5 separate regions of the Homo sapiens genome follow, and all the other regions are linked to region 1. A link is an interaction called in ENCODE POLR2A ChIA-PET data of the cell type or tissue named here. Cell type or tissue: GM12878. All regions are shown on one strand. Each heading gives the region's core, and the rest is flanking DNA. Links, peaks and the distances in the headings are about the cores only.

Region 1 (4,769 bases), core at 360-4,359:
GGGTTTGGTGGCGGACGCCTGTAGTCCCAGCTACTCAGGAGGCTGAGGCAGGAGAATGGCGTGAACCCGGGAGGCGGAGCTTGCAGTGAGCCGAGATCGCGCCACTGCACTCCAGCCTGGGCGACAGAGCGAGACTCCATCTCAAAAAAAAAAAAAAAAAAGAAAGAAAGAAAGAAAAAAAGAAATTCTCCTTTATTGCAGATTATGAGCCCCATCTTCTTGGCAGGACCACACGGATCTTGCTGTACCTTGCTGAAGAATAATAGACAATAGTTATGGCCTGCTCATCTCACCTGCTCTGTGGAAAAACAGAATCATTAAGTAACAATATTAGGATATCATGGCCCCCCCAGGGGATTTCCTTAAAGATACACATAGACAAAGGTCTAGAAGGAGACACAAGAAACCATCCTTGTGGTTACCAAGAAGGAGCAAGAATAGGGAGGATGGGAGTAGGAGGGCTTTCTGTGTGTTTGAATAATTTACGAGTGATTATTACTTTCATAATTAAAACTCTTTTACTTCCAGCTGAGAATTCATGTTACATGCTCATTGTGTATATGTTAGAATGAACCCAAAAATATAATCTAAGGAAAATCTTTGCCCTGCATTTTCCAGTTCACCCCCATGGGGAAGTTGGGTGACTTTCTATTTAAGTATGCATACTGGTTAGGTGCTTTCCTTTCAGAAAGGGCATCAATTCTCAGTTAATTATGCTTTACTACACCTTGGAACTTCCACACTTCAAGTTCTCAGAAAATATAATCTTGAATTATCTGGTGTTGAATTCTTAGCAAACGTTTACTTGTAAGGATCATGTTGAGGAGAATTGCCTGATAGGATGGGCTCATTCCATAGTCATCCTAAATTTTGTCAGGTTTGGAGATAGATCCTTGGAGAGATTTCTTGGATTACATTGTCTCAATATCAATACCCACCTCCCCCATGACTTGGCCCTTTGCTGACCTACATTTAGCATTTGGCCTTGAATCTATACTGAGAGGTGTTTTAAGAAATACATGGCCAGGCACTGTGGCTCACACCCATAATTCCAACACTTTGGGAGGCTGAGGCAGGCAGATCACCTGAGGTCAGGAGTTTGAGACCAGCCTGGCCAACATGGCAAAACCCTGTCTCTACTAAAAATACAAAAATTAGTCAGGTGTGGTGGCACGTGGGAGCCTGGGAGTTCGAGACCAGCCTGGGCAACATGGTGAAACCCCATCTCTACCTGACTATAGTCCCAGCTACTGGGGAGGCCGAGGCAGGAGAATCACTTGAACCCGGGAGGCGGAGGTTGCAGTGAGCCGAGATCATGTCACTGCACTCCAGCCTGGGCAACAGAGTGAGACTCTGTCTCAAAATAAAAAAAGAAGAACAACAAAAAAAGAAATACATTACGTTCACCATTGTATAAACTGTAGGATAATTGTTGAGAATGATGGAACACACTACAGAGTTGGGCACAGTGGTATGCACCTGGAATCCCCGCTACTTGGGGAGGCTGAGGTGGGAGAATTGCTTGAACCCAGGAGTTGAAGTCCAGCCTGGGTAACATAGTGAGAATTTGTCTCTAAAAAAAAAAAAACCACCACACACTATTCCAAAATATGGCAACTTGGCATACTGAATATTTTAAGCTGAAGGAATTTGAGAAACAACATGTACAGGAAGGATATTCCGGCCTTCCCTTGAAGCAAGTCATAAGATCCTCATGTGAGAGATGCCCTCCCATACTTGGAGAAAAGGAGCATCCCTATCTCCATTGACACAGGAACACCAAAGGGAATCTGGGTGAACAGGCCATGCCATCTCCCAGTTTATTACATTTAGCTAGCTCATGCTTTTTCATTATCCTTTCACATTTCTCCATGACGCTTTACTCTTCATCAAACGTAGCATAAAAACTCTCAACCGCTTCTTCAGCTCTCATTTCCTTATGAAGTCACCTGTGTCATGTAAAACTTATATTAAATAAATTTGTGTGCTTTTTCTCTTGTTAATCTCTCTTGTTCCACTGGTCCCAGCCAATGAACCTAAGATGGGTAGAAGGAAAATATATTTTTTCTCCCCTACAAGAACATTGTCTACATATCACAATAACACAAGCAAAGCTGGTTTCTGTTTGAAAGTATCTGGTCCTCTTTTATCTTATAGACACTGTGAGTATTGTAATAGCTTTGTTTTTCCCTGGCCACTGGGAAATTCATTTATTTATTTAAATATCTGTAATAAGTTTCCTTTGTACCAGGCATCCAGCTGGGTTCTGCAGATAAAAATGATAAACAGAAATGAACATGGCCTGTGTCCTCATAGAGTTTATTATCTAGAAGTGAAGACAGACATCAATCAAATAATCACATAAATATAGTTACATCTAATTATCAATGATGATGAGTGGGTTGGACTGCAGAGGCATCAGAACTTTTCTTGGAAGTCAGGGAAGACTTCTCTGAATTGAGATCTGCAGGATAATTAGAAGTTTGGTAGAGGATGGGGAGAGGCAAGAAGCATTTTGGGAAGTGGGAACAGCATGTGCATGAGCCACGTGACAGGAGGGTTTATAGGCACTGGAGGAACTGAAAGAAGAGCCCTGTGGCTAAACGCAGAACATTTGAGGGACAGTGGCATTAGCTGAGGGTGGGGCAGAAGACAGGTGCCACTAAACCACTGAACTGTTTTAAATGACTAACCACATGAGCTATGATAAATAACTCAACCTTCCAAAGACTGTTTTCTAGGGTGAAAATCTCTGTTCCTTAAGCACACGGTGATGCTGAACGACCTACTGAGCTACCATTAAAGCTACAAACAAACGGCCAGGCGCGGTGGCTCATGCCTGTAATCCCAGCACTTTGGGAGGCCGAGATGGGCGGATCACGAGTTCAGGAGATCGAGATCATCCTGGCTAACACAGTGAAACCCTGTCTCTACTAAAAATACAAAAAAATTAGCTGGGCATGATGGCGGGCGCCTGTAGTCCCAGCTACTCGGGAGGCTGTGGCAGGAGAATGGCATGCACTCAGGGAGGCGGAGCTTGCAGTGAGCCCATCGCACCACTGCACTCCAGCCTAGCGGAGATCACGCCACTGCACTCCAGCCTGGGCGACAGAGCGAGACTCCCTCTAAAAAAAAAAAAAAAACCTACAAACAAATTTGAGCTAAACTTTCTCTAGGGAACAGCATATTGGAAATTTCCACTTAACTCAGGAGGAAGACTACAGAAAAAGGGCCTTTTGGGAGTTTTCTACATCAGTGGGGTGCAGTGTCAGGCCTGTAGTTCCAGCCACTTGGGAGGAGGGGACAGAGGACAGGAGGATAGCGTGCGTGTAGGGGTTCTGGGATGTAGTGCACTGTGGTCACTGGGTCTCAGCACTGAGTTCGGCATCAGTGTGGTGACCTCCCAGTAGTAGGGGACCACCAGGTTGCCTAAGGAGGAGTGAACTGGCCCAGGTCAGAAACAGAGCAGGTCGAAACTCCCATGCTGATCAGTAGTGGGATTGCACCTGTGAATAGCCACTGCACTCATAGTCAACATAGTCAGAACCTGTCTCCCAAAATAAAATTAAAAAATAAAATAAAAACCAAATTATGGGCTGGGCATGGTGGCTCACACCTGTAATCCTAGCACTTTGGAAGGCCCAGGCAGAAGGATCACTTGAGCCCAGTAGTTTGAGGTTGCACTAGCTATGATTACATCACTGCACTCCAGCCTGGGCAACAAAGCAAGACTTCCTCTCTAATTAAAAAAATAGGCCAGGCGCAGTGGCTCACACCTGTAATCCCAGCACTTTGGGAGGCCGAGGCAGGTGGATCACGAGGTCAGGAGTTCAAGACCAGCCTGGCCAACATGGTGAAACCCTGTCTCTATTCAAAATGCAAAAATTAGCCAGGTGTGGTGGCACGCACCTGTAATCCCAGCTACTTGGGAGGCTGAGAGGCAGGAGAATGGCTTGAACCCGGGAGGCAGAGGTTGTGGTGAGCCAAGACCCTGCCACTGCACTCCAGCCTGGGTGATAGAGCGAGACTCCATCTCAAAAATAAATAAATAAATAAATAAATAAATAAATAAATTAAATAAAAATAAATAAATAATGCACTGTGAAAGAACAGCCTCAGGTGTAAATAGTCCTATGATGGGTAACCTACAGGGAGCACTGTCCGCCCTACCTTCTTAAGGATTTTGTTAACATGCACAGAATACTTACAGAAAATACATAAGGCACTTTCAGATATATTATTTTGTTTAATCTGCACAACGAGGTTGGGATATATTATTTTTTTCTATTTTAGAAATGAGAAAACTAAAGCCAGAGAAATTAGGTATATGACTTATTCAAAGTCATATAGCCAGAAAATCATATAACTGGGATTCAAATTCAGGTAATCTGATCCAAATTCATACAAATCACACCAAAGAGGTCTCAACAAGACTGAATGTGGCCCAGAATTGCCTATGAGACCTTCAGCTCTTCATTTCAGCCCCATGGTGGGGAGGTGGGGACTAGACCCACCAATCCTCATTCATAAACCCAATGTAAAAGAAATCTTATCTTCTAAGAAAATGCCCTCACTTCTGCTATCAACACAGTCAGGTAAGACAGGGGAAGAAAGTAATTTACTTATTAAAGAAACTACCTCAGAAGGTCCTCAGCTTAAAAGAAGGAAGTAAAACAGATAAACCCTTTTGCCTAGAGAGATAAAAGATTCTACACTTCCCCAGATGGCCTTGACAGGGAGTGGGTTCTGTGAAATCCACACTTTATAAA
Region 2 (4,769 bases), core at 228-4,227, 69 kb after region 1:
CCTAGGGCCAATAATCAGAACATCTTCGCTTGGGCTTATGTCAGAGTCCAGTCCTACTGTTTCCCCAATTCCTGGATATACATATTGAGTTGGTGAGTTGTCCTGTGAAAGCCACTCTTTCTGGGCTTGAGGCCAGGAAGCATCTCCCAACTCCTTCCTTTCCAGAGTGATCACAGGAGAACAAGTACATCTCTCCAAAGAAACCTCTGCAAATCCTCCCTCCTCTTGACCCCAGATATGACTCAGGGATGGTGAGGCATCGGAGAACCAGCCTGGACCCGTTTGGCTTTTATTGTGTGTATTTTCTGGGCACCTCATTTTGATGTACAGCTTTTATTTTATCTTTGTGCCTCATAGCACAAAGCACATAGCATTTTGTGTTTTATATAAGTTGGTATTTTGTGTAGTAAAGACACAAAAATATATATAGAATGAGACATACTGAATTTCAGGTATTCTCCTCTGCAGATGAAGGAAAAGATGGGGAATTTATGGAGAGAGGGTTTAGGTGTAGTCATAACATTTTATTTCCTCTTAGAAAAGAGTTTTAGTGTAGCAAACTGTTGACATCTGTTTACATTTAGTGGTGGGTACAGAGCTGCCTTTTATATTACTTTCCTAATTTTCTATATGGATATTTTTTCCTGAATTTGGAAATGTTTTGTAATTTAAAATTATTAATAGATGGAAAAATCGATCTAGGTTACAATACTTTTTCTGCTTTAAGTTTCTCTCTCTTAATTCTGAAAGACAGAGAAAACAGAAATCATCTGGTAGAAGCTGTCCCACCTCCCCACCCTCAGATGTGCATCCATCCTTACACTCTTCCTTCTGCTCTAGGGACAGCGGAGTTGGTGTCTCTCCTTGAGTCCAAGTCCAGCCCCTTTGTCCCCTCTTTGGATCTCTCCCTTCCAACCTCTCAGGAACCTTTGTGCTATTTAGCTGTCAACACCTCACTTTTCTGTCAACATTTAAACATGTGCTAGTTTCTCTTGGCTTTAAAAAACCTCTGCCTCAAGGCTCCTAATGCTCTATGTCTGTCCTCCCCTTCATAGTCTAACTTGTCTTAAGAGGTATCTACCTGGTTGTCTTTAATATCACACCTCCTACTCTTCAGCCTACTCCAGTCTGGCTTCTCTCCCATGAAGTTGCTCTTATCAAGGTCAACAGTGACTTCCATGTTACTAAATCCAATGGATATTTTCCAGTCTCCAACCTTTGACACCATTGACCACTCTCTTCTCAAAATCCTTTCCATGATTTCTGTGTTACAACATTCTCGTTTTCTTCTACCCTATCTGATCTTCCATGCTCTCTTTTATCAGCTTGTCTTTTTTTTACCCAACCATTAAATAGTGAAGATTCTCAGGGATCAGTCCTAAACCCTTTTCTCACTCTAATTTTTTTCCTCAGGTGATGACGACTACTCCCATGGCTTGTTACTTTCCCTGTGATTCCCAAACCTCTACCTCCAGTTCTGACCTCTGTTTTTCCTGCCATAGACCTGTACATACAGCTGCCTGCTAAATATCACTTGCATGACTCATAGACACTTCACTCTCAACATGTTCAAAACTGAACTCATCCTTCCCCAATGTTTTTGTCCTTCAGTGTTTTTGAAAATGGCACTAGAATCCATCTAGTTACTCAAGCCAGAAACTTGGGGCTCCTACTTGATTTCTTCCTCACTATCATCCACTGAGGTGGGAGGATCATTTGAACCTGGGAGGCAGAGTTTGCAGTGAACTGGGATCATGCCACTGAACTCCAGCCTGGGTGCTAGAGTAAGACCCTGTCTCAAAAAAATATATATTTTTAAAATTTTCTTATCAAGATCGAATTTACATAAAGTGAAATGCTGAGATTTTAAGTTGTACAGTTTGTTCAGCTTTGACAAATGCATTCATTAGTGTAAGCCTCATCCCTATTAAGATACAGAACAGGCTGCGCATGGTGGCTCATGCCTGTAATCCCACCACTTTGGGAGGCTGAGGCAGGAGAATCACTTGAGCCCAGGGGAGTTCAAGACAAGCCTGGGCAGCATAGCAAGACCCTGTCTCTACAAAAAAATAAAAAGTAAGCCAGGCATAGCGGGGTACACCTGTAGTCTTAGCTACTCAGGAGGATGAAGTGAGGGGATCCCTTGAGTCTAGGAGTTCAAGGTTGTAATAAGTTTTGATTGTGCCACTGTACTCCAGCCTGTGCCACAGAGCAAGACCCTGTCTCTAAAAAACTTTTTTTAATTAAAAAAAAATTAAAGCACAGAACATTTCCATCTTCCTAGAAATTTCTCTTGTGACCCTTCCCAGTCAGTCACTCTCCAAAGCAACCACTGATCTGATTCAATTTTTTAAATATTTTAATGTATTTTTAAGACAATACTGCAGAATAAAACACAAAAAGATGCTCTAAACCTTAAAAATAATTTATTGGTAGTATTCAAGTGGGGCTGTTCTAAAATATAGGACCTGTGGCATGTGATGATTAACTTTAGTTGCCCTGTTTTGTTCAACTTTAAAATTTTTACTTAGCATTATGGACTGTGCTATGGCAACATCTTCCCATCTCCTTATTATATTATTTCCCCAATTAACTTGTTTAAATCATACCTTAAGACTCCAGCAATTAAAAATATTGATTAGAAATTTTAGATTATTTTGTCATTCATTTGAATATTAAACATTTAAAGAGCCTAACTGAACCCAGACACTGACTTCTTTTGTTTATTTATAGGATAGGTGCAGTAGAGGCAGTTAAATGTGAGCTTGTTTATAATGGTCCACAATGGATTCAGTTCTAATTCAGAGGTACAATCTTTAAAGATAAGAGGTAATTTAGGCTCTCATACAAGTAGCTCAGCCCTTTCATTTACAGGTAGGCTGGTTTTAGGTCCATAGATTCTCTACGGAATTCCATGGCATCGTGAAAAGAGCAAGAGTACTAGGTATTACACTTACCTGGGAGAAACAAACACTACCAGGCCCCACATACTGTGCCTTTTTTTCACTCATCTGCATGCTTTTTTGACTGTGCATCTCTACTGGGAAATTTTTTGAGTATATCCCCCAATGTAGGTATCATTGTATTCATATTATATACATTATCATACTTATATAAATAGGAATTTTAAAATATATATTTTGTCCATGATTAAATTTTATATCTGCATTTTATTGATGAAGACACTAAAACTCAAAGAAGCTTAATAACTTACTCAAGTTCACGTAACTTACTAGTTGGATGATAAGTTGACAAATTCCAAACCATTTTGGGGCCTCATTTATAAAGTTATTCCAACTATGTTATCTTCAAGGCCTCTTCTAGCCCTTAACAACTTGTGCTTCTATGCTAGCTAACACTCATCTGTCTAAGACTTAGTCTCTGATTTAATATTTCTTTGCAGATATGGCCCTATTATCCATATATTAATGGCTAGTAATGTTAGGAAATAGTGGGTGGAAGAAGAGAAACTTACATTTAAAACAGTATCAAGCTAGCTTGTTCTTTGGTATAATTTTTTAAATCCTTCACAGAAATAGAAAAAAAATCCTAAAATTTATGTGGAACCACAGAAGACCCAGAATAGCCAAAGTCATCCTGAGCAAAAAGAACAAAACTAAAGGAATGACATTACTTGACTTAGAATTATACTACAGAGCTATTATAACCAAAACAGCATGGCACTGACATAAAAACAAGCACAGAGACCAAGGGAACAGGATAGAGAACCCAGAAATAAATATATACATCTACAGTGAACTCGTTTTTGACAAAGGTGCCAAGAATATACATTGGGGAAAGGACAGTGTCTTCAATAAATGGTCCTGAGAAAACTGGATATCCTTATGCAGAAGAATTAAACTAGACCCCTATCTCTCAACAAAAACAAAAATCAAATCAAAATGGATTAAAGACTTAAATCTAATACCTGAAATTATGAAACTACTACCAGAAAACACTGGGGAAATTCTCCAGGAAATTGGTCTGGGCAAAGATTTATTGATTAATACCCTAAAGTACAGGCAACCAAAGTGAAAATGGACAAATGGAATCACGTCAAGTTAAAAAGCTTCTGCACACCAATGGAAACAATCAACCAAGTGAAGAGACAACCCACAGAATGGGAGAAAATATTTGCAAACTACCCATCTGACAAAGGGATTAATAACCAGGATATATAAGGAACTTAATAGGGAAAAAATCTAATAATCTGATTTTAAAATGGGCAAAAGATCTGAATAATGTTTCTTAGAAGAAAACATACAAATGGCAATCAGGTATATGAAAAGGTACTTAACATTGCTGATCATCAGAGAAATGTATCTCACTCTAGTTAAAATGGCTTCTATCCAAAAGACAGGCAATAACAAATGCTGGCAAGGATGTAGATAAAAAGGAACCCTTGTATGTTTTTGATGGGAATGTAGGTTAGTACAGCCATTATAGAGAATGGCATGGTTGTTCCTCAGAAAACTAAAAATAGATCTACCATATGATCTGGCAATCCCACTGCTAGGTATACACCCAAAAGAAAGGAATTAAGTATATAAAATAGGTTTCTGCATTCCCATTAGATTGTAGCACTATTCACAATAGCTAAGATTTGGAAGCAACCTAAGTGTCCATCAGCAGATGAACAGATAAAGAAAATGTGGTACATATACACAATGGAGTACTATTCAGCCATAGGAAAAAAATGAGATCCTGTCATTTACAACAACATGGATGGAACTGGAGGTCATTATGTTAAGTGAAATAAACCAGGCATA
Region 3 (4,769 bases), core at 304-4,303, 110 kb after region 1:
TTGAACATCTACATCTAAGTTATTTTTCTAGGTGCTAGGGATATTGTGGTAAGCAAGATAGAATGCCTTAGGAGCTTTTTTTTTTTTTAAGATTGAGTCTCACTCTGTCACACAGGCTGGAGTGCAGTGGCACGATCTCAGCTCACCACAACCTCCACCTCCCAGATTCAAGCAATTCTCCTGCCTCAGCCTCCCAAGCAGCTGGGATTACAGGCGCCTGCCACCATGCCCGGCTAATTTTTTTATTTTTAGTAGAGACAAGGTTTCACCACGTTGGCCAGGCTGGTCTCGAACTCCTGACCTCAGGTGATCCACCTGCCTCGGCCTTCAAAAGTGCTGGGATTACAGGTATGAGCCACCGCACCCAGCCAAGGAGCTTACGTTCTTATTGTGGAATGTGTATAATTAAAAACAAAAACAAGTAAATAAATAAGGTACTGACAAGTGCAATGAAAACATATGTAATAGCAATGTTTCGTAGAGAATGGCTAGGGCATGCTGTCTTAACTGGAGTGATTGGGAAAAACCTGCCTGAAAAGATGGCATTTTGAATTGGAAGGTGATGAGAGGAAGCAATTGTGTGAGAATCTAGGCAAAAAGCATTTAAAGAGAAAGGACAGTGAATGCAAATGCCCAAAGAAGGGAGCTTGAGGAACCTGATTGCTTTCATATATGGCTTATGAAAATCTGTCTTATTACTTTAGTAACACCATGTACGTTTTTAAATGTTAGATATTAGTGGTACAACCAACCCACTGTGAAGAACTTCTTGATTACTAGCAGCTAAACCATATCATGTTAGCCTGTTGGAAAAAATGCTAGGCTGAAGTGAAAGCCCCAGCCTCACTTTTTCTTGTGCTGTACTGTGTAGCTTTGAGTAAGTGATTTTATTTCATTGGCTTGCTTTAACTACACTATACAGGCTCGAGAAAAGTATCTCTGTCCTACCTGCATCACAGATTTTATGAAGATAAAGTAGAATTGAACCAATTAACCTGATAATCTAACACTGATTGATGCTCTGACATATCCGTTGAACATAGAGAAGGTTCTCAAGTCCTTGACTTTTTTCATTTGATCTGAGACAAGTACCCCATTACTTGTCATTGCTGTAACATAGCATTGTAATTCAAAAATTTCCTGGAAGATTGCTGTAGCTGTTCCATTGAGAGCATTGCCTCCAAGCTGAAATCATTGCTTAGGAGTTAGGGAGGACAGATTATCAACAAAGTGTAATAAGCAGTTTACGGCCGGGCACGGTGGCTCACACCTGTAATCCCAGTGCTTTGGGAGGCTGAGATGGGCAGATCACTTGAGGTCTGGAGTTTGAGATCAGCCCGGCCAACATGGTGAAACCCCATCTCTACTAAAAATACAAAAATTAGCCAGGTGTGCCAGTGCACGCCTATAATCCCAGCTAGTCAGAAAGCCAAGGCAGGAGAATCGCTTGAACCTGGGAGGCAGAGGTTGCAGTGAGCTGAGATTGTGCCACTGCACTCCAGCCTGGGTGACAGAGCAAGACCCTGTCTCAACAACAACAACAACAACAACAAAGTTTATATCTGTTTAACAGTTGTGGTCTATCTTGTGTTCCATAGCTTTCTTCTCTGCATGCCTCTGTCTTTTTCTCTCTCTCTCCATTTGTGTGTGAAGGGTCCCATCCATTGCAGTAGTTAAGAGCATAAGAATTGGAGTAAAAGGGCCAGGCGCAGTGGCCCATGCCTGTAATCCCAGCACTTTGGGAGGCCGAGGCGGGCGGATCACGAGGTCAAGAGATCAAGACCATCCTGGCCAACACAGTGAAACCCCAACTCTACTAAAAAAAAAAAAAAAAAAAAGAATTGGAGTAAAAGAACTTTAGGTTTCAGTTCCAGCTTTGCCATTTCTGAGCTGTATAAGTTGGGCAAATTATTTAGGCTTTGTAAATGGAGATTAATAATACTTTCATATCAGGTGGTCGTAAGGATAAAATGAGTTCATGTATTGAAAGACAACACTGTGTCTGACACATGGTAAATGTACAGTAAGTTATTATTGTTATATTCTCAAGTTCCGCCCTTCAGTCTGACTGGGAAGATAAGACACACACACACACATTATTTAATCAGGTGTATCAGTCAGGATTCAATCAGAGAAGCAAAAGTGATATAAAGAGATTTATTGTAAGGAGTTGGTTTATACAGTTGTGGGAGCTGGCTGGGCAAATCTAAAATCCATATGGAAGGCTATCAGGAAGGGCAGGCTGGAATTCTCAGGCATTGGCTGAAGCTGCTGTCTACAGGCAACATTTTTTCATCAAGGAATCCTCAGTGGCGCTCTTAAGGCCCTTCAACTGGTAGAATCAGGCTCACCCAGACTATCTAGGATACTCTCTCTTAAAGTCAACTGATTATGAATTTTAATTACATCTGCAAAATACCCTCACAGCAACACCTAGATTGTTTGTTTTGATAACTGGGGGCTATGGCCTAGCCAACCTAGTTGGCAGATCAAAAGACCATCACATCAGGTTAAAATGATTTAGTTTGTACGGTAAATAGTTGTACTACAAAAATGTAAAGAAAGAAAGGATCTATGAATAGGGAGATTATTTTAGATAGAATAGTGGGGAAAGGCTTCATAGAGGAGGCAGAACTTCTACAGGGCCTTCAAGGCCAGGTGCGGTGGCTCATGCCTGTAATCCCAGCACTTTGAGAGGCCGAGGCGGGTGGATCACCTGAGGTCAGGAGTTTGAGACCATCCTGGCCAACATGGTGAAAACCCATCTCTACTAAAAATACAAGAATTAGCCGGGCCTGGTGGCACATGCCTATAATCGCAGCTACTCAGGAGGCTGAGGCAGGAGAATCACTTGAACCCGGGAGACGGAGGCTGCAGTGAGCTGAGATCACGCCATTGCACTCCAGCATGGGTGACAGTGAGAGACTCTGTCTCAAAAAACAAACAAACAAGAAAACCCCAGACTTTTGGAGGTTTCTTTTTATATCTGATTAACACTAGACCAGAGAATTCCCAGAACTATGTATTAGTAGCCACTGAACCACAGCCTTGGTTGGGGCTTTTAATTGACTATAAATTAATATATTTTTCTCTTTTGTCTTTTTGTAGTAAATTCTAAAAACAAACAGAATGTTGAACAAATTATATATGCATTTCGTATAAATTATGTACAGTGCATATTAATCTATTAATCAAGTATATCGTTTCAACATTGGAAATCACTATAGAATATTAATATTATTTTCCTGAGATGTTTTCTCTAACCAATGGATAATGTTTGTTAAAAGATTTAGGGTAATGCTATAAGGTAGGAACCAGAACTGAGATTAATTTTGCACACTGTACATTAGTTTGCAATTTGAATTCAAGTTTACTGTTTTCAGTTTTAGTAAAAATATGAAACTTTCCACTGTCATCATCCATTATTTAGGGCTTGACTCTAGTGAGATGGATAATAGGCTTTTAAAACTCCAAGAAGGGAAATGGAGTGGGAATGGTACACCCAGAAAAGCCAATGTTAACTTATGAAAGTTGTAGGCAATGAGAACTGTCTAAAAATGAGAGCAACAACTAACCCTAATTAGATGTGCTTGGAAAAATCCATTTTTTTTTTCACTTGTGCTTTTTTCTTTTTCCATCAAGCTAATTATATAATATGGTGGAGGAGGGGTTGCTTTTTTTGTTTTGTTTGGAGACAGGATCCCTCTCTGCCACCCAGGCTGGAGTGTAGTGGCAGGATCATAGCTCACTGCAGCCTTGAATTCCTGGGATCCAGGGATCCTCCCACCTCAGCCTCTCAAGTAGCTGAGACTACAGGCATGAGCTACCATGCCCAGCTAATTTTTAAAATTTTTATTAGAGATGGGTTATCACTGTGTTGCCCAGGCTGATCTCCAACTCCTGCCCTTAAGCGATCCTCCCACCTAGATATCCTGAGTAGCTGGGATTACAGGTGTAAGTCAATGTTCTTGGCTATATAGTATGTTATATCTTTTTTTTTTTTTTTTTTTTTGAGACGGAGTCTCACTCTGTAGCCCAGGCTGGAGTGCAGTGGCGCAATCTCAGCTCATTGCAACCTCTGCCTCCTGGGTTCAAGCAATTCTCTTGCCTCAGCCTCCTGAGTAGCTGGGATTACAGACACACACCAGTATGCCCAGCTAATTTTTTTGTATTTTTAGTAGAGACAGGATTTTGCCATGTTGGCCAGGCTGGTCTCAATCCCCTGATCTCAGGTAATCTGCCCACCTTGGCCTTCCCGAGTGCTAGGATTATAGGTGTGTGCCACTGTACCCGGCCTTGTTATATCATTTTTTTTTTACATTTTCTCTGATTATAGAAATCACTAATTTATTCATTATTTCAGCAAATCCTATTTGGTGTCTACCCATAAAGAAATTTTACAGTTTGACTTTGTAAGTAAGATTTGTAGGTAAGATTCTCTTGACATAGCATATTTTGTTTGTTGGGTTCTTTCATAAAGGGAAAAAAAGAAGCAGAGAAGAATATTTCCCTTCTATACATTTCTCAGGACCATATTGTTTAATATTGATCTCTTCTGACATATTCCTCTATGCAAGCAAGTTCTAAGTTTCTACCTGGGTAATAATGAGGAATTACTCACTACATTACTCTAGCAAACCTTTGTGGCCATTATATGAGCACATCCTTTAAATGGAAGTATTACAAAATAAAAGGGCCTCTAAATGTTATTACAGTCTCTTATGAAATTTGATTTGTTGGGTAATGGTTTATTGCTTAAAGCAACTAAC
Region 4 (4,769 bases), core at 475-4,474, 410 kb after region 1:
ATAAAAAATATAGTATGTTAAATACATAAATCTGTAACATAGTCATTTATTATTGTCAATTATTATCCACTGTGCATAATTGTATATGCCATACATTTATACAACTGGCAGCACAGTAGATTTCTTTACACCAGCACCACCACAAACACGAGTAATGTGTTTTACTATGACATTGTACAACTACAATGTCACTAGGCATTACGAATTTCTTATTATAATCTTATGGGACCATCATCATGTATTCATTCCGTCATTGACCAAAACATCATTATGTGGAACATGACTGCATAAGAAAAAATTTTTAAGTCTATAGAAGCTGTAGTTGGGCTTTTATATCTATGCAAATATTAATTACACTAAACCACTTCAGCAGGCCATATTCTAGTAAAAGGTTTTTAAGACAGATTGTCAAAAGAAAGAGAACAAAGCAAAACAAACAAAAAACAGGGAGTTTTTAGGAATAAGTCGATGAAAGGAGTTGAAGAACAAACTAAGGGTAGTTAGAGATACAATTTGGGTAGGGAGGACAGTTAACACAGAACAGCAGTGTTGTTGGAAAGATGCTTGACCCTATAGGAGTGCTACCCACTCTGTCGCTAGAACATTTCTTTTTTTTTTTTTTTTTTTTGCTCGGGCTGGAATGCAGTGGCGCAATCTCAGCTCACTGCAACCTGCGCCTCCCAGGTTCAAGCGATTCTCCTGCCTCAGCCTCCTGAGTAGCTGGGATTACAGGCACACACTACCACACCCGGCTAATCGTTTGTATTTTTAGTAGAGACAGGGTTTCACCATGTTGGCCAGGCTGGTCTTGAATTCCTGACCTCAGGTGATCCACCTGCCTCGGCCTCCTGAAGTGCTGGGATTACAGGCATGAGCCACCGCGCCTGGCCTGTTGCTAGAACAGTTCTATTTGGTACTTCCTGCCAATGATGTTAGTATACAGTATGTAGGATGAAGTTGGAGGGTAGAGTTGACCAGTCAGAGGACTAAGTCAGAGGATGTTCAAGGTCCCTTCTGACTGTGATTTTAAATATGGGAGGAATCTCCACATTGACAAATGCTTTTCACAGCAACCCATTTCTCTCAAGGTAATTGTAAGACACGTTTTAAACCTGCTTTTAAAAAAACCTGTAAATACTTGGATATTACTAAGGTAACTTTTACAGGAATTTCAAAGCTCTCTAAAGTTAGAATGTGTATCTTTCTGCTCCATATGTACTGATATTGAATGATCTTCAAGTTGTATTATTGAGAGATAATAGCAAAGTACAGAGTAGCATACATAGTGTCTGTAGTATGGATAAACGTGTGCATGTATTCATGTGTGTTTGATTATATATGTGTAAAATATCGTGGAAAGACTACACCAAAAAACTGTTAACAATTGTTGTCTCCATGAAAGGAAACTGGGTGATTGGCAACTGTTAAAAGTAAGCCCATACTCTTTTGGTATCAGGAGTTACTCAGTAGTTTCAGTAGATGGCTCCGGATCAGAGCTGCTTAACATTTTAAGCATCAACACATGGCTTCCTAATTATAAATAATCTGGAGACATCAAAAACAATTCTAGTTTCACTGTTTAATAAGTTCTTTATCTAGGCCAGGCATGGTGGCTCACGCTGTAATCTCAGCACTTTGGGAGGCCAAGGTGGGCGGATCACCTGAGGTCAGGGGTTCGAAACCAGCCTGGCCAACATGGCAAAACCCTGTCTCTACTAAAAATACAAAAATTAGCCAGGCGCAGTGCTGGGCACCTGTAATCCCAGCTACTCAGGAGGCTGAGGCAGGAGAATTGCTTGAACCCAGGTGGCAGAGGTTGCAATGAGCCGAAATCGCGCCATTGCACTCCAGCCTGGGTGACAGCGAGAGTCCATCTCAAAAAAAAAAAAAAAAATCTTTATCTGAAAAATAATTTATGTTCGTTTTCAGGTGGTATAAGAAAAAGTGCCTCTCTTCACCAATCTATATCCCTAGAAAATAGTCCCAGTGCTCACCTGAAACAAACTCTTAGGATCAGAAGCAGCTTTTAATCAGCTGTATCTGGGACTTCCAGTCCACATCGAGAGCTAATTAACCAGAGGAGACTCAAAGTTGTCCTCCCCTTTTTAGAGTGATTTGGACAACTTTTTCTTTTTTTTCCCCCCTTTTCTGTTCCCCAAGCAAAAGCAGATTCCCAAGAATGAAAGAATATGGGAAGCTTGCCATCTTCTTGACTAAGTATTGAATCCCTTACGGTATGAATAGAAAATCATCTGCCCTCAAAATAACTAGATAAATTACTTTGAAATTCTAGGGTAATTTTTTCATCAGTAGATCCATTCAATTACTGATTTCTGAGACTCTTTCAAAAGATATATTTTATAAATTATATTTATTATAAACAACCTTTATTAAGCATTTTTAAAGAAATAATCACACCTGAGGTCAGAAGTTTGAGACCAGCCTGACCAGCATGGAGAAACCCTGTGTCTACTAAAAATACAAAATTAGCCAGGCGTGGTGGCACATGCCTGTTAATCCCAGCTACTCTAGAGGCTGAGGCAAGAGAATTGCTTGAACCCGGGAGGCAGAGGTTGCGGTGAGCCGAGATGGCACCGTTGCACTCCATCCAGCCTGGGCAACAAGAACGAAACTCTGTTTCTAAATAAATAAATTAATTAATTAATTAAAGCATAGTTCATTATGAATTGTTTGTCAGAGGTAGTTTGAGAATGGATTTGTTCAGAATTCAGGTGATTAAAGGGTATGTGCCTATGCTTTTCCTATACCTTGAACTATTTGAGTACATGCTGTGAAAAATTGCCTCTTGTTTTTGCTTTGTTGTTTTGTCACAAAACAGAAAGAAGAAGGAAAGCTTCAAGGACAGCTTAACAAGTCTGATTCTAACCAGTATATTGGGGAACTGAAAGATCAGATAGCAGAGCTGAATCATGAGGTAAGTGATAAATTTTGATCTTCACATATTGCTTTCTTCCTTCCTCTGTATTGTAACAACACTTTATTACTGGTTATAAGACTGACACTTTCATGCTGAATATCTTCTGTGAATTATTGGTTATAATTAATAACATTTTTGAAAATTGTCTTTTTAGCAAGGATCTTCTGTTCTAATATTGGGGATTTATTTCCCTTAACCTCATTAGCATGACCTAGAATGATAAATTAATATTTTCATGGCAAATATTTTATTTTTTTATTGTGGTGTAAAAACTCTTGATAGTTTGCATAGATGTCAAAGTTACTTTAACTAAACTAAAATTTTGCTTATACCTATAGAATAGATTTGTGGTATTTACCGTTGCATGCAGAAGGAAGTCTTTTTACTCTTGTCTTCTTTTACCGCTCATGATGGTATTACTGAGATTGCAAAAAAGGATACTTGCCTAATATCAGTTAACAGATTTCTTAGTATCTGAATGCTTTTTAAACTGGTACTACCTTGAATCTGTGAGATTCAACTCACAAAATTTTCAGTTTTACCAAGTACTATACTGAGTAATTTAAAGTATTTAGTATGTTTTGATTAGAGAGATATGTTAATGTGGCTCGAGGTCAATTTTCTTATCCTTTATTATTTTCTGTTTTAATGATAATATTTGGCTAAACACTAATGGAATACCATCTTTCTTGTTTTGAATTATTTATAAAATAATGTTTATTCACAGTGATGAGATTTGAGAGGGTAGTATAACCTTTATTTGTTTAAAAAGAAGAAGAAAGAGAAATTTTGACCACTAGATGAATTTAAACCTCACAGGAAAAAGTTTAGACGTTACCCTTTCCTGGTATTACACCCTTCAGTTAAAGTCTGTATGTTTTGGGTAATACCTCCTGGAGGTAGTCAGTCTAAGAGTTAATTCTAAATGAAGAAGAAACAAAACATAAACAAAAACAGTAAATCTTAGATGTGGCTCAGTTTAATTTGTTTTGAAATTTGGGGAATCATTCCTGTAAATATCAATTTTCAGCCATGATAACATATGAGGGATTCAGGATCTTACATATAATCTTTACCTATTTGTGTGTATTTATTATAATTTTTTTTTTTAGACGGAGTCTCGCTCTGTCGGCCAGGCTGGAGTGCAGTGGTGCAATCTCTGCTCACTGCAAGCTCCGCCTCCCAGGTTCATGCCATTCTTCTGCCTCAGCCTTCTGAGTAGCTGGGACTACAGGCGCCCGCCACCAGGCTGGCTAATTTTTTGTATTTTTTTAGTAGAGACGGGGTTTCACTGTGTTAGCCAGGATGGTCCTGATCTCCTGACCTCATGATCCGCCCGTCTCAGCCTCCCAAAGTGCTGGGATTACAGGCATGAGCCACTGCACCTGGCCTATTATAATATTTTTAAATCGATAGCCATAGTGTGAAAGAACAAGTTACAATTAAGTGTGTTGTAGAAATCTTTATTCTTTTGAGAACCCCAGGAATTATTTATGTTCAAAAGGTGTTCTCAGAGGAAATTGTGATTAAAATAAAGCAACCTCCCATTTAAAATTTTGATGTCTCATTATAAGGAAGCTTTAATGTTGCTGAAACAAGAAAGTTACGTATAGATTGACTTTATTTCTAAAACTAATGTAAAAGTCAGTCAACAAACATTAACTTTCCCTGTCATATGCTTTGACTAAAAATAATGATATTCTGACCAGGTGTGGGCGCACGCCTATAATCCCAGCACTTTGGGAGGCTGAAGCAGGCAGATCACTTGAGGTCAGGAGTTTGAGACCAGCCCATCCAACATGGTGAAACCCCTATCTCTACTAAAAATACA
Region 5 (4,769 bases), core at 426-4,425, 51 kb after region 1:
TTTTTAAAAGACAATAAGAATACTAAATTTTTTTTTTCAGTTCACCCCAAAAGAGGAACAGAGAAACAGCAAACAGATGAGACAAATGCAAAACACTAAAATGGCCAGTCCAGCCAAATCCAGCCAAATCAAATGTAAATCAACTTAACATTACAATTAAAAGATAGAGATTGTCAAGTTGGATAAAAGCATTGCCCAACTTTAAGCTGTCTGCAAGGCATGCACTTAACAAAAGATACAAAGCTTCAAAGTAAAAGGATGGGAGAGGATATACTGTGCAAACAAATAATTCGAGAGTTAGAATAGATAATTTAATAATGGAAAAGATGGACTTCAAGGAGTACTACCAGAGATAAACAGGGACATTTTATAATTTTAAAAACTCAATATATCAGAAAGACATAATCCCAAATGTATGTATGCCTAATTAGCTTCAAAATACATAAACCATAAAACTGACAGATGGAAGAAAGGATTCAAGTCCACAGTCATACTTGGAGATTTTCATATCCCTTTTAGAGCAATTAGTAGAACAACTAAGCCAAAAGTCTGTACAGATATAGAAGATCTTAATAGCCCTGTTAACCAGCTTGCCCCAGTTAATATTTATAGAACCCAATACCCAAAAAATACAGAATAAACAGTCTTTTTAGGTACCATGGAACTTTTACCAAGATAGACCATATCCAGGGCCATGAAACAAGTCTTAATAAGTTTTAGAAGATTGAGATCTAACAGAGTATGTTTTCTGATTACAGTTGAATTAAAATACAAGTCAGTAACAAAAAGATATTTGGAAAACCCCCAAAGATTTGGAAATTAGATAGTGTATTTCTGAAAATATTTTGAACTGAATGATAATAAAAAATGTGTTAGCATTTTTGGGATGCAGTTAAAGCACTGCTTACAGAGAAATTTATAGCTTTAATTGTTCATATTAGAAAGGAAGAAGTGTTAAAATGTAATATTTAAGTTACCAGAAGGTGGAAAAAAATAAGCAAATTAAACCCAAGAAAGAAGAAAGTAAAGACAATAGCAGATATCAATTAATTAGAAAATAGACAACAGAGACAATAAACAAAACCAAAATGGATTTTTTCAAAAGATCAAAAAAATTGAAAATGCCTAGAAAAAGCTTATTATATACCAATACTGATAATGAAGGAGGAGCATGATTATGTATCTGTAAACTTCAAAAAGATAATCGAATTCTAAAAACAACTTTACACCAATAAATTTGATGCCTTCGATGAAACAAATTCCTGGAAAAATGCAGCTTTCCAAAACTGACACAAAATTAAATTTAAAAACTGAATAGTCTTGGCCTGGCACGGTGGCTCACACCTGTAATCCCAACACTTTGGGAGGCTGAGGAGGGTGGATCACAAGGTCCGAAGTTCAAGACCAGCCTGGCCAACATGGTGAAACCCCCCATCTCTACTAAAAATACAAAAATAAGCCAGGTATGGTGGTGCATGCCTGTAATCCCAGCTACTCGGGAGGCTGAGGCAGGAGAATTGCTTCAATCTGGGAGGTGGAGGTTGCAGTGAGCCGAGATCGTACCCCTGCACTCCATCCTGGGTTGCAGCGCGAGACTGTCTCAAAAACAAAAGCAAAAAAACAAAAAAACCCCAAAAAACTGAATAGTCTTTTATGTGTCAAGGAAATTCACTTTGTGATAGAAAACATTCCTACAAAGAAAACTTCAGGCCCAGAGAGTATCAAAAGTGAATTCTCAAACATTTGTGAAAGACACTGTAAAATCTAACAAACAGCTTCAGAAAATGAAGAAGAAATAACTTCTCAACTAATTTTGTGAGGCTAGTATAATTCAGATACTAAAATCTAGTAAAGACATTATGAAAAGTTAAAAATCTCTTATGAACATACATAAAGCTGTTTAACAAAATATTAACAAATTGAATCCAGCTATAAATAAAAGGATTAATACAACATGACCAAGTGGGTTTTATCCCAGGAATATAAAATTGGTTTTGTATTTGAAAATAAATAAATGTAATCCACCACATTAATGATAAGGAGAAGAAATGTGGCCATCTCAATAGACACAGAAAAAGCATTTGACCAAAATCAGCATGGGGCTTAAATAAAATCCAGCAAACTGGAATTAGAAGATAGTTTCATCAATCTGATAAAGGGCATCTACAACATGACTTCAGCTAACATCATTCTTAGTAATAAGCCCCTGAGGACTATGCCTTTAATATCTGGAACAAGGCAAGTGCAGGGAGCCGAAGGCCCATGGGACATGACCAACTCAGCATTCCACTGGAAGCTATATGATCAAACAGCAAACTGTTTATCATGAATGCAGGATATGAGCAAACTCACAAGTGCTCCTGCCGACAGAAGATTTGCTGGACTCAATCACTCCCTGACACCGACGTTATCTACTGCGACATCTAGAGCCTGTTGTTCGAAGAATGCAGTCTTGAAAGCCTACTCCGGACCGAGCAGCTGACCCCTTCTTCCACCCACCTTCTCACTATCTCTTTTGCCTAGAAATACGGAGGGCTGTGTAGAGCTCAGGGCCCTTGTCCACTAGAGGCAAGGTGCCCCCTGACTCCTTCTTCCAAATATACTGTTTTGTCTTTGTCTTCTATTCCCGCATTCACTCCCTCTTTTTTCAGTTCCCCTTGATCCGTGCGGGTTATATAGTGGCGCCCTGAACAGCGACAGAATTGGGTGCTACACAGGCAAGGATACCATTCTCAAAATTTCTACTCAACATTTTTCTGAATGTCCTTGCCAATGCAATAAGGCAAGGAGAAGTAAAAAAAAAAAAGATTAAAAAGGAAGAAGTAAAAGCTCCCTATTCTCAGATTATTTATATAGTAGAATATCCTGAGGAATCAATTTTAAAACTACTATAAACAATAAGTAAATTTAACAAAGTCTTGAGATACAAGGGCAATAAAAAATTAACTGTTTTTACTTAAATAAGATTTAAAAACCAATTATCTTTTAATAGCATCAAAAATACTTAAGAATAAATTTAACAAACATGCACACCTCTACACTGAAAAGTATAAAATACTGCTGAGAGAAATTTAAAAAGATTTAAATAAATGGAGAGGTATGTTATTTGAGTCCCTAAATTCTGTTTCAGTTGAAGCCAATTAGAGATAGACTTTCCATGGACTAATAACGAAAAGAGTCTCAAGTAATATGCTGGAGATTGTAGTTTCGTTTTTGTTTTGTTTTGTTTTGTTTCGAAATATTCCATCATTTCTGTGTAACACTAAGCCTGATGGTTGGATTTGAGTTTAGCAGACCTGCCCCAGATGGAAGCCTGTTAAGACACTGGGAATTAGATTAGAAGTTATGCTCATCAACTATGCAGCTGTAGATTAGAGCAGACGATTCCACTAGTACATATGTTGACAGAATGGGGCCAGTGGTGGTTCATATACCTGTTTGTTGTCAAATACCAGGTCTAGATGTTTTCCTCATCCTCAAATGAGAGATCACATAGCAATATGGGACTTATAAAACTTTCAGAACAAAGGGAACATCATTATGAAGATTTAGAGGAAGAGCAACTCTCTGAAAATTATTTATTATAGAAATGTAAGAAATTTTGAAACTTTTCTAGCATCCTTAGTTGATTCAGGAAGATATAGCCTCTGTGGAACTGAAGTATAAAAGTATAAGGAACAGGCTGAGTGAGGTGGCTCATGCCTGTAATCCTAGCACTTTGGGAGGCCAAGGCAGGCAGTAACAAGGTCAGGAGTTCGAGACCAGCCTGGCCAATATGGTGAAATCCCGTCTCTACTAAAAATACAAAAATTACCCAGGCGTGGTGGTGGGCGCCTATAGTCCCAGCTACTCGGAAGGCTGAGGCAGCAGAATCACTTGAACCCAGGAGGCAGAGGTTGCAGTGAGCCGAGATCGTGCCACTGCACCCCAGCCTGGGCAACAGAGTGAGACTCCATCTCAAAAAAACAAAAACAAACATACATACACAAAAAGTATAAGGAGCAAATAGGCTGAGATGAAAAGGGAACAATAAGCATGGAAAGCTACAGGTAAACTGGACATGAAATAGCAGTGAAGATATAAACTGAAGACAGTGTTAAAAGCAGGATTCACCCTGAGGTGTACTGAAGCAATGATGTGGAAAACAGATTTGAGAAATTTTCTCAGAATGCAGAGGAAAAAAAAAAAAGGAGATGAAAACTGTGAGGGAGATGGTAGCTATGGATGACAGACTTTTCTACAGCACCAGTGCCAGAACTTGTGAGCCAAAGTTTTCAGGGGAAAAGGTTGTGACTAGAGAGTGTTGTACTGGCTGCATTTTGTTTCATTCTCGAAGGTTACAGACATTCATGTATGCCAGGGTTCAAAATATGCTGTGCACATAGCCTTCTTGGAGAACTAAAACAAATGAACAAAGTTTTAATTGACTGAAAGACAAATCAAAATGAACTTAAGAATAGGATTTATGTTACTAAACACCTTCAGACTTCCAGAGGACTGCCAGCAAGTATAGGGCCCTCCCGAGTTCTTAGAATCCTCATCTTAGCAAACCGCATTGATTGAACCGTGTCCATGGATGAGTCTGCAGAAATGTGTGTCGTGTTGGCATCTGGATTACACTTAAAAGCAAACAGTTCCCTCATGAGTTATTCTCCCCGGACGAAATTGTGTAGTTGGGCGCAAATAATTCGTCTGGAAAACCCTCTCCCTGAGGCATTATTTACCACAAGATCCAGAAGTTCAATTAAATAAGATTACAGTACAATAAT

What was found. Peaks named below come from ENCODE experiments on the same cell type or tissue, not always from the same donor. Only the 100,000 strongest peaks of a DNase experiment are listed, where the experiment ranks them.
Region 2: POLR2A ChIA-PET joins it to region 1 with 9 read pairs; 8 of 35 experiments call an interaction of 5 or more read pairs at or near these places.
Region 3: POLR2A ChIA-PET joins it to region 1 with 5 read pairs; 18 of 35 experiments call an interaction of 5 or more read pairs at or near these places.
Region 4: POLR2A ChIA-PET joins it to region 1 with 7 read pairs; 3 of 35 experiments call an interaction of 5 or more read pairs at or near these places.
Region 5: POLR2A ChIA-PET joins it to region 1 with 6 read pairs; 14 of 35 experiments call an interaction of 5 or more read pairs at or near these places.

What each region holds. Positions count from the first base shown.
Region 1 is chr1:92,973,613-92,978,381 of GRCh38, reverse strand. LOC124904219 (a long non-coding RNA gene) reads right to left here and starts at 112. Exons shown (of 2, transcript XR_007066223.1): 1 at 1-112. It also overlaps the pseudogene RN7SL692P. RefSeq lists an enhancer at 4,456-4,645. In GM12878, for the core only: no CTCF peak of the experiment used is centred there; DNase peaks (open chromatin) are centred at 643 and 2,631; H3K4me3 peaks cover 1,916 bases; H3K27ac peaks cover 3,764 bases.
Region 2 is chr1:92,904,915-92,909,683 of GRCh38, reverse strand. The region is part of intron 1 of DIPK1A (divergent protein kinase domain 1A); the gene reads left to right. Among named protein-coding and RNA genes, the nearest start is that of DIPK1A, 54 kb to the left of the region's middle. In GM12878, for the core only: no CTCF peak of the experiment used is centred there; no DNase peak of the experiment used is centred there.
Region 3 is chr1:92,864,285-92,869,053 of GRCh38, reverse strand. All of the region lies in intron 2 of DIPK1A (divergent protein kinase domain 1A), which reads left to right. Among named protein-coding and RNA genes, the nearest start is that of SNORA66, 26 kb to the right of the region's middle. In GM12878, for the core only: no CTCF peak of the experiment used is centred there; no DNase peak of the experiment used is centred there.
Region 4 is chr1:92,561,808-92,566,576 of GRCh38, reverse strand. It overlaps EVI5 (ecotropic viral integration site 5), which reads left to right. Exons shown (of 20, transcript NM_001350197.2): 19 at 2,840-2,935. Among named protein-coding and RNA genes, the nearest start is that of GFI1, 77 kb to the right of the region's middle. In GM12878, for the core only: no CTCF peak of the experiment used is centred there; a DNase peak (open chromatin) is centred at 2,896; H3K27ac peaks cover 587 bases.
Region 5 is chr1:92,922,347-92,927,115 of GRCh38, reverse strand. The region is part of intron 1 of DIPK1A (divergent protein kinase domain 1A); the gene reads left to right. Among named protein-coding and RNA genes, the nearest start is that of DIPK1A, 37 kb to the left of the region's middle. In GM12878, for the core only: no CTCF peak of the experiment used is centred there; no DNase peak of the experiment used is centred there.